Regions from separate parts of the Mus musculus genome. Here region 1 is linked to region 2. The links are chromatin loops, found by intact Hi-C in ENCODE. Cell type or tissue: gastrocnemius. All regions are shown on one strand. Links, peaks and the distances in the headings refer to the core of each region. The heading gives the core; the rest is flanking DNA. Region 1 holds the start of Dpy19l3 (dpy-19-like 3 (C. elegans)). Region 2 has its middle 2.8 kb from the start of Pdcd5.

What was found. Hi-C counts contacts between places; a loop is a spot of excess contacts. Peaks named below come from ENCODE experiments on the same cell type or tissue, not always from the same donor. Only the 100,000 strongest peaks of a DNase experiment are listed, where the experiment ranks them.
Region 1: a loop joins it to region 2, with 3.0 times the contacts of the local background. A loop is called at or near these places in 6 of 42 quality-filtered maps.

What each region holds. Positions count from the first base shown.
Region 1 is chr7:35,753,961-35,759,339 of GRCm38, reverse strand. It overlaps Dpy19l3 (dpy-19-like 3 (C. elegans)), which reads left to right and starts at 4,886. Exons shown (of 19, transcript NM_178704.3): 1 at 4,886-5,085. In gastrocnemius, for the core only: CTCF peaks have their summits at 2,066 (motif pointing left) and 2,623 (motif pointing right); DNase peaks (open chromatin) are centred at 2,045 and 4,834; H3K4me3 peaks cover 1,217 bases; H3K27ac peaks cover 1,041 bases.
Region 2 is chr7:35,647,591-35,652,969 of GRCm38, reverse strand. No RefSeq gene overlaps it. Among named protein-coding and RNA genes, the nearest start is that of Pdcd5, 2.8 kb to the right of the region's middle. In gastrocnemius, for the core only: CTCF peaks have their summits at 1,185 (motif pointing left) and 2,068 (motif pointing left); DNase peaks (open chromatin) are centred at 1,835, 2,049 and 3,660; H3K4me3 peaks cover 572 bases; H3K27ac peaks cover 754 bases.

The sequences.
Region 1 (5,379 bases), core at 231-5,230, 110 kb before region 2:
CATATTAAGAAGATTCTGAAGCTAGGTGGTGGTGGCACACGCCTTTAAGGTCAGCACTGGGAAGCAGAGGCAGGCAGATCTTTGAGTTTGAGGCCAGCCTGGTCTAAAGAGCAAGTTCTAGGCTTGCCTGGGCTACATGGAGAAACCCTGTCTTGAAAAACCTATATAAAATATCTGCAGTTCAAGATACTAGAATAAAGTACTCAAGAAATCTGATCTCACAATGAAAGAGCTCAGAAACACTGTGAGCTCTGGGGACGACAGACTTGATCCTATAAACCTGGGAGATCGCACAGAGCAGAAGACAGCCAACCGATCACACAGTAATGAGAAGCAGCTGCCTGTGGTGGCCATGACAAATAGTAAGTATACACTCACAGCGAACAGAGGGTCGCTTCACAAGACATTAAATACCTGTGCAGGACAAAGCGTATAAAAAGAACAACCAGAGTAGAGACAAATAAAAACCCCCGCTATCATTGCCTTTACCTAACGAACACATACAGCAGGCATGGTGGTGCAGTGCACTAATCCAGTGCTTAGAAGGACGAGGGAGAATCATCTTGATTTCACAGTCAGCCTGGGCTACAAGATGAGTTTAAGGCTAGCCTGGGCTATACACCATGTTCACGGCCCTGCTGCAAAAACAAAGAGCCAAGGAGTGAGGCTATAACGAATGGTAAAGCATTTGCTCAGCATGTGCAAAGTCTTGTGTCCTAGCCCCAGCAGGCCATCCCCCCACCCCTGAAAAAAAAAAACCTAAGGTAATGATATATTATCTTCCCTCTAAGATTGGCAAAGATTAATTAAATATGTTCACTGTTGGCAAAGGTACAGAGAAATCCTAGCTGTAATACAAACTGGTAATAAAAATTAAAGTAATGGAATTGTTCATCCTTTTGCGATGTCGTTTGCCAACTTTTATCACAAACGAGAACATGAGTTCTTTCAGCTCTATTTCTAGACACATTTCCTAAAGAATTGTATATGTCTAAGAATGTTCCTACAGATTTGCTTAAAACTGCATAGAACCAGAAACTGGGCATACTATTGTACATGCCATCAGTCTAAGCATGAGAAGTCAAAAGCAGGCAGCTTAGCTCTTGGAGGCTAACCTGGTCTACATAGGCAATTTCAGTCCAGCCCAGGCTACAGAGTGAGAACCTGCCTCAAAAATAAGCAACAAAAAGACAGGGGCTGGAGAAGAGCTCAGTGGTTAAGGGCACTTGCTGCTCCTGCAGAGGACATGGGTTTGATTCCTAGCACCCACATGGTGACTCACAACCATCTGTAACTCCAGTTTCAGAGGGTCCTTTACCCTGTCCTGGTCTCCTGGGCATCAGTAGGTGCACAGACATACACGTGGATAAAACATTCATATAAATATTTCAATATTATATATTATTTATAGTCTGTATTATGACATACATAGTATATATTATAAATACAATGTAGTATATTATAATATATAAACTATATATAATATATTATCACATACTATAATTATATTATATTATATATCATACATTAAATTTTATATATTATATAAAAATTACTTATATATCTATAAATATATACCCTAATATCCAGTTAAATGGGAATATATAAAAGGAAATATACATCATGCCATGTCCATATTGATGATCAGTATTGCATTGATTACCTATCACTGTATATATAATAAAAGCCCCCTTCCCAAACCTGTCCCCTCACAACAATAACCATCTACTGTCTCAGAGTTTCGATGTATAAGAGTGATAAGCAGAGGTGGTTCTGCCCAGGATGGATCCTGCTATCAGCCGAAGCTGTCCAGGAGCTCCCCGATCTACTAACAGGGTAGCTCACTGGCAAGTGGCTGACTGGAGGCTGCTCCACAGGCCGCTGGGGTAGCCTCAAGACATAACCCTGAAATCCTCCCCTAAGTGAGCAATCCAACAGAAGCCAAGGCTGACACTGGACTGCCCTGTGTCCTAGCCTCACAATTCAGTCATACAGAACTGGGGCTTCCAGCCCCAGCCCAAATCCTGTGAAAGTGAGAAGGGAGAAAGGCTGCCCCCTGCTGTCTCCACCATGAAGTGATCAGCCCACCTTTACATTGCCCTCCCTCTACCACAGACGCCTAGGAAACCCCCAGGTTTCAGAGGTTATGTCTTGAGGCTACTCCAACAGCCTGTGGGGAGAGCCCTGTGAGCAGCAACTAGCCTAGAGCCAGCTGCCAGCCCTGCGGTGGCTGATCAGGCAGTTCTAGGTCAGCTTTCCTGAGCAGAACCAGCTCTGCCTATGTTAACAAAACAAAACAAACAAACAAAAAACCCAACTCCCCTATAAGTTGTTAAACACTTCAAGCCTGCTTTTATTTTTCTCTTTTGATGCGTCCCACGGTCCTGACTGCTCAAGTCAGAAACCTAGGAGCCCGCAGAGCTTCCTCCCTCTTCTTACATAATCCGTACAGACACCCACACTACTCCAGCTGCACGGAGCACCTAAATATCCCAGATCTGCTGCGTTTTCTTCATCTCCATGGCTATCACCCAAGTTAATACTTTTTAAAAGACTTACTTCTATTTAAAAACGTTTAACAATGTCTTTTATGTCTATGTTTTGCGTCTGCACTGTATGGATGCATTGCCCACTGAGGCCAGAAGAGGGCATCAGATCCCAGAGGACAGGATTCACTGAGAATGTGGGTACTGGCAATCCAATGGAGGTTCTCTGAAGGGGAAGCCAGTGCTCTTCGCGGCTGAGACATCTCTCCAACCACCCCCTTATTTATATTTTTTTATGAATGTTTTGCCTGCAAGTCTGTATACCCCGTGCATGCTTGACGCCCTTGGGGATCAGAAGATGGCATTAGATCTCCTGAAATGGGAGTTACAGATGGTTGTGAGCCACCATGTAGGTGCTAGGAACTGAACCTGGGTCCTGTGACTTTAAGTATGATTCTAATTACATCTTTAAGATCCAGTTTTATTTGTGTGTCTGTGTCTGTGTGTGTGTGTGGGGGGGGGGGGGCGGAGGGGTCCCAGGGAGCCAGAAGAGGGTGTTGGAGCATCTGGAACTGAAGCTACTGACTCACATGGGTGTCGGAGCCTAACTGTGGTGCACCAAGTACTCAATCTCTGAGCCATCTCTCCAGCCCCTCCTCTTGCTTTCTTCATTCATCAGAGTGATTCCCGAGGGACACCTGTCAGCACTGCCACTGACAACATCACAGGAGAGCAGGAAGGCTCTTTATAGGACTTTTATTGTATGTGTATCGGTGTTTTACCCGAATGTATATATGTGCACCATATGCCTGTCTGATGCCCACAGAGGCCAGAAGAGAGCATCAGATGCCCTGGAACTGGAGTTACAGATGGTTGTGAGCTGCCACATGGATTCTGGAACCAAACCTGGGTCTTTTGGAGGAGCAGCCCTTAGCTGTTGAGCCATCTCTGCAGCCCTAAGGTAGGATATTTTTAGTGTAAATAAAGGTTAGTAAGCATCGCCCTTGAAACTCCAATCTGGGGGGGAAAGGAATGAGGCCCAAAGGTCAAGTACACTCGGGCCTTAAAGCAGACCCTGTTTAACATAAGATCCATGAGAGGAACTCATCATTTCTGTTAGCAAACTTTACAGCAAGTATTCTGTGCTGGGATCCTTGCCTGCAGCTGGCGAGGGTTCATCTAGATCTGCAGTGGAATGGGGGAAATTCCTTCTCCTTCCTCCATAATTTCCCTTGCCTTTCTATCGTGCTTCACTACAACTCATCGTCTTGCTGCATGCTTGTGACAAGCCAGTACTCTATGTCTCTGCATATGGCCCAGGCAAGAGTTGGACTTGTCATCCTCCTGCGGCAGCCTCCTTCCTCAGCAGGACTACAGGAGCGCCATCTAAGACCTTAAATCTCAGACTTTACTCTTAGTGCGCACCCACTTTCTATGAGAAGCACTACGACCCGACGTTCTTATGACAGTTCTTGCCTCGTGTTACAGACATGAAGCAGCAGCTGAATACTGTTCCCCTCAGGGACATGCGCCTCACACCAGTTACATGTTCCACAAATCACTTTAAGTAGGTGTGGGGTGAGGGGCTATCTAATAAAGCATTCTGAGCAGTGTGTTCTTGGTATTAACAGTCGACAACCAAAAGAGAAAAAGATCTATCAGGGACAGGTAGCTAAGAAAGGCAGGGTGTATGGAACAATTTTTGTTGGAATTAGATGACAGGCTGCCTTTTCGTAGGTACTGATCTCAGTGGGCCATCCACTACCAAAACTCAGTCTGGCGCACACCTTCCTTTAGTCACAGCACTCAGGAGGCAGAGGCAGACGTGAGGCCAAATTGGTCCACACGCAATTTCAGGCCAGCCAGAGCTAGAAAGTGAGACCCTGTCTCAAAGAGAGGGAAAAGATGCTGACAAGCAGTTTAAAGATAAGAGGAACATCTAGGACTCAATACTGAAGGTGCATGTTAAGGAGGAGAATTAACAACAAAGGCCAGAGCAGTACTACGGCGGCGGCGGGAGGATGGGTGTGGATGGGTTGGGGGTGTGGGGACTGAGAGGCATGTCTTTGGAGACCCAAAAGTGTCTGCGGATTTTATCACTAAACAACGTCGAAAGTGCATATAGCCGGACATTGGAGGCAGGAGGTAGAGCTGGGAAGGTCCCCCGAGACTGGGTAACCTTTCTTCGGGGCACCAGGGACTCCGAACACAGGAACAAGCCAAGCTTAAGACCTGCCTCGGAGCCTAACACCCCCAAAACAGCCCTCTGAGCGGAAGTGTACCTCTTCCTTCCGGTGTGCGCCGCACGAGACGGGGCGGGGCAGCGCGGGAGGCGGGGGCGGGGCCTTGCGTTGACGAACAGCTGCCGGGACCAATGAATGCAGCGGTAGCGGCCCGGCCTCCCCGGCGCGCCCCTTCCCCGGGCTGTAGACGCCCCCCAGGCCCATCCTTGCAGCGCGCCGCACAGAGCCGGGAACAGCTGGGTCCTCCTAGTCTTCACCTCGCTGTAGCCCGTGAAGTGGGCGCGTCCCTAAGGCCTGGGTGCTCGGGGTGCTTCTTTGCCAACCCGAGCCGCCCCTGAGGACTGCTGAGGCCGCAGGTCTGTGGCTGGGGGTCGGGCCGCGAGGGGACTGGACGCGCAGTGTCTACGGGACACGTGGGCGGGGCGTGGGAGGGAGCGTCTCAGAGCGGGAGCGAGTGTCGCGAGGTTCCCCGGGCCGGCTAGCACCTGGTCCTCGCGTGGGCTCGCCAGGTGCGCAGGGGAGTGGCTCCAGGTGCGGGGGAGTGGCGCGCGTCCTGGTCAGTAGTCCAGGAATTGCCTTAGGGTCTCTTTGCTAATGTCTGGCAGGGCTTTGAGTCCGGCTGGCCGGAGCAACTTTTTGTTTCCTAGTTG
Region 2 (5,379 bases), core at 95-5,094:
TGGGTTGGTCTGATGCTGCTTGTATTTCAATACTAAATACTGGCTTCTCAACAAGTACCTGGTTGCCCCCAGCAAGCAGATCCTCACCGACATCAAGTGATGCTATGTGAACCTTGCTCCCCAATTTAACTGGTCAATAAAAGGCTAGAGCCTGTGATTGGGCAGTGGAGGGAGAGAGGTGAGACTTGAGGATCAAGTGGGGCGGCGGGGATAGGGGGAAGTTGCAGGTAGAGGGAGGAGAAGAAGAAAGAAGACAGACGGCAGCCACAGAGGGCGGCCACCATGAGAGGAGATAGACCATGAGCACGTGGCCAGGAGAAACAACATGTGACAAGCATGTTACAGCTGGAGAATAAGTAGAGCTCCAAACTGGCCCAAGTGAGGCGTATGGCTTATAAATAAAAATATCTGGCTTCTATGTCTTGTATAGGGGCTAGCTAGGATTCTAAATTCCTTCTCCACATGCATTCATTATTTTAGATTTTAAATTGAGACAGGATCTTGATATGCAGTCCAGACCTCAAACTCCTGATCCTCTTGCCCTGGACATGTAAGTGCTAGGATTACAGGCAGGCATTGCCACACCTGTCTATTTATATGTTTACATATCTATGTCTTTCTGGGTTGCCCAGCCTGGTCATATAATGTGGTCTAAACCACATAATAGAGTAAACACTAATTTTCTGTGGCTGTGCTAAACACCGTGGCCAAAAGTAATTCCAAAGGAACGGGCTTATTTAGCTTCTACTGTACAGTTAATCACTGAGAGAAGTCAGGGCAGGAACTCAAGGCAGGAACCTAGAGACAGGAACTGAAGGGCAGATGACAAAGGGACGCTACTGATTGGTTTGCTCCCAGCGGCTTGCTCAGCCTGCTTCCTTATACAGCTCAGGACCACCTGCCGAGAGGCGATGCCACACACAGTCAGCTGGGCTGTCTCATCAATCATCAATCAAGAAAGTGTCCCATAGACATGCCTACAGGACAATCTGATGAAAGCATTTTCTCAATCGAGAGACCTGCTTTCCAGGGGACAATGGCTTGTAGCAACCTTGTAAAACAAACAAACAAAACCTAACCAGAGCACTACCCATAAATGTAAAATATTATTTTTACACTGTTTTGCATGTCTTTACATTATTTTGCATATATGTACTTGAGTGTGTACATGTGCATGTGGGCGCCCCCCAGAGGACAGAGGGTGGTATTGGATGCCCCAGAACTGGAGTTTTAGAAGGTTGTGAGACTCCTGAGATCCTGAGAACCAAACCTCCGTTCGGTCTGCTACAAGAGCAGGGAGTGCTGCTAACCAGTAAACCATCTCTCTAGTCCTGTAAGCACCACTTTTATACATGTTGGGTGGAGAGCATGTGGTTGGCTTTACTGTAGTGGCCTACAAGCAAACTTGCCATGTCCCCAAACGATGGCCGTGTTGTTGAAGAAACGTTTGTCAATTGGGATCTCAGGCTCTGTCATCACTAATCAACTGCTCACACACTGAGTTTGATGTGGGACGGGAGTCCATTGCTCTGTTTGAAAGCTTATACAGCAAAAACACCAGAAGTAAAGAGGTCAGGGAAGAGCTTAACACACTGCCCTGCCAGGAAGCTTCCTAGCTACAAGAAGTCCCAACCAAGCAATCTAGCGTCCATCTACAGCTGCTGGGGTCGGAGACTGCCCAGCTGGCCCGCCTCTTGCATTCTGCCTTTGTTGGAGACTTTCATGCTGCCAGCCATGACATAACTGATCAGCGGAAACACCATAGCTAAGGCACTGCTGGCAAGCAACCATGAAGGCGTGAACCCTGAGGATGGGAGGTGAGAATCCACAACACAGCATGCAGCAAGGATAGCGCTGAAGCCCCAAATCACCCACCAAGCTGGCTGAGGCTTTCTCAGAGTGAATCCATGCCTCTGGACCCAGAATCCAGCTACAAAGACGGATGAGGGAGATTAAAGCTTTGTCTGTGAGGACATACTGTGTGGCACAAAGCAACAGTTACGGGTCTTCTCGGCTTTGTAGCGTAATGAAGAACTCAGTCTCTTTCGGTAGAGTATGGCTCCCTCTGCTGCTGACAGGAGATGGCCAGGGCTCTGCTGCAGGGGACTTGAGGACAATTAAGCAGAGAAGATGGCTTGCCCAGGGAAAAGGCTGGGAGATAAGCATGACAGAGGGACCAGTGAGTGCTGTAAGCATTGCCCCTGTGGGTGCTGGGATTACTGGCCCACTGCTGTCACATAAGCAGCAAGCAGTGACATCAGTGGCCAACACAAGGAGGCCATGAAATAGCTGTGTATCACCTGTGCTTCTACCAAATGCATCCTTCCATCTCTTCCTTCCTTCCTTCTCCTCTTCTTTCCTGTTTGCGTATGTACAAGCCTATGTGCTCTGTATGTCAATGGCCTCTGAACTGAAACACTCCCTCTGGAAGGGAAGGCTCAGGAGAGTCAGGGCATGCCTCCGCTACTTTTTGTCGGTGATAAAATACCATGCCCCAAAGCAACTTATAAAAGGAAGAGTTTATCGGGGCTTATGGTTCCAGGGGAAGAGTCCAAAATGGCATGTCAGGAGGTGGCTGGAGGAAGAAACACAACGACCGCATCTTCAGCCAGGAATGTGGAACAGAGTCCAGTCAGGAAGCAGATAAGGCTTTTAAAAGCCCACCCCTGCTGCTGATGCACTTCCTCCAGCGAGGATGAACCCCCTAAAGGTTCCATAACCTCCCCAAACTGCACTACCAGTTAGGGACCACGTGTTCAAACACACCCATCAATGGTGCACATTTCTCATTCCAACCACTACAGAAGTAAACAAATGCATCATGTCTGGGAGAATGAAAATTTGGGGGATTCTGGAGGGCTGTTCTCCAGTAAACAGCTGACAGGAGGGAGCCCCAGGGCTGCGACTTTCATGAGCCACAACTGCCCATGGTGGGATGGACTTTTCAAAAAGTCTGCTCTTTGAGTCATTCTTACTCTTAGGAGTAACCCTCACACCCACTCCTGTTGAGAACCTCAGTAAAAACCCTATGGTTCACAAATTTAGATTTTGGTTGGACTCTTATATTGGTCTGTCTTTATGGTTCCCTTTCTGGGCTGATAGACATGTGTATTGTGTCTTCCTAGGGAGCATCTGCCACACAAGACTGTACTTGTGTGTTTGGATATGTGTGCACATGGAGATCAGAGGTTAACAATTGGATGTCTTCCTCAGTCATTCTTCACTGTATTTTTTGAGACAGGGTCTTGAAATGAACCTGAAGAGCGGCACTTTGAACAGACTGTCTGGGTCTGCCTCCCCAGGGTTGGGATGCTAGGCTGTATTCAGATAGGCTTTTGAGGGGAGGAGATATTAATGCAGGTCACCACACTTAGGTGACAGGCACTTTTACTACCTAAACCATTTCCTCAGGTCCAGGTGCTTGTGTTCTGACCTAGTTAATAAACGGTGACATTTACCAAAGTAAGGAGAAGTAGAAGGGACAGCTGATGAAGAAGTCAAGGGTTAACTACGGGTATGTTGAGTTTCAGATGCTATTAGAACTATGGAGAGGTTGACACAGGCATTTGAGAAAGATTAGGAGCTGTAGCTTTGTTGGAGGAGGTGTGGCCTTGGAAGAGGTGTGGCCTTACAGGAGGTGTGGCCTTGGAGGGGTGTGGCCTTGGAGGGGTGTGGCCTTGGAGGAGGTGTGTCACTAGGGCTCTGAATTTTCAAAATAGTAGTTGTCTCAAGACGTGAGATCTTAGCTGCTGTTGCACTGTCATGCCTGCCTGCTCATTACCATACTCCCCACCATGATGGTCACGGACTCTAATTCTCTGGAACTGTGAGCTCCAAATTAAAAGCTTTCTTTTATTAATGGCCTTGGTCATGGTATTGTATCACAGTAGTAGAAAAGCAACTGTCTGGTTTAGGATTTCTATTGCTGTGAAGAGACCCCATGATCACGGCATCTCTTATAAAGGAAGGCATTTGATTGGGGCTGGCTTATAGGTTCTGAAGTTTAGTCCATCATCATCGTGGCAGGGAGCATGGTGTAGTGCAGACAGGCATGGTACAGGAGAGGTCGCTGAGAGTTCTGCATCAATAGGCGAGCAGCAGGGAAAGTAACACTATGGCGTGAGCACACTTGAAACCTCAGAGTCCCAGAAAAACACTTCCTTCCAACCGAGACACACCTACGACAAGGCACACCTCCTAACTGTGCCACTCCCTAAGAGCCTCTGGGGGCCATTTTCTTTCAAACCACCACAGTCCCTAACACAGCAATTCCATCCATAGATACATATTTAAAATAACTGAAGGCAGGATTGCAGGCAGGCATTTGAACACATGCATTGATAGTGGCTTTACTCACACTAAGCAAAAAGTGAACAAGGTTAAACTGATGAATACATCTAATGTGCTTTGTACAGTAAATATGTTCAGCCAGGAAATAATGAAATGGGGGAGGGGAGAGCTTGTTTGGTTGGAGCCAAAGTCTCACTATGTAATGGCAAGCTGGTCTTCAATTCCAGATCCTCCTGCCTCAGACGCCCCTGGATTGGCCGACTTTAAAGGCACACACCCACCAAATCCAATCAAGAATGAAGTTCTGTCTCATGGTACAACATGGATAAAAAACTTGAAGGTGGTATATGATTGGTCAAATATGCCAGCCATAAATAAATAGTGCTTGAATAGGCAATTTTATACAGACAGAACATTGTTTTGTAATGGGAACCAGGGATAATAAATAATTTCTATTTAGTGAGTGGGTGCCAGTTTGTAATGATGAAAAATTTATAGAGAGTAGCCATTGCTCAACAGGGTGGATGTAGGTATATGGGCTAGAGGGATGGCTCAGTGGTTAAAAGTGTGTATTAGTCTTCCAGAGCACCAGAATTCGATTCTCAACCCAATATCAGGTGACTCACAGTTGCTTGGAACTCCAACTCCAGGGGTCCAATGTTTGTCTCCTCAGGCTCACTCATCCCTTACCTCCATATATATATATAATGAAAATGGTTAGATGTATTTGGAAAAATTAAAATACATATACCATAAGCAAGTCACAGGATTGGAGAATTGAGCAGTTTTTTTTTCCACCCACTCCATCCCTTACTGGGACCCTCACTCCAAAATCAGGGTGTGTGTGTGTGTGTGTGTGTGTGTGTGTGTATTGCCATAGTTCACACACACACTCACACACACAGCATCTTCTCAGCAAAGGCCCTTGGGGGTTGGGGTAAAGCAGACAGGGCGTCGACTAAGGAGTTTACACCTTGCAGAACTGCGCCATTGCCAGTCCTAGGAATCATTAGGGTGGGGCGTGTTAACGCGCAGTTCAGAGCCTGGGAACCCACAAGCGCCCTCTTAGAGGTTCTGCCCCTTTTCCCA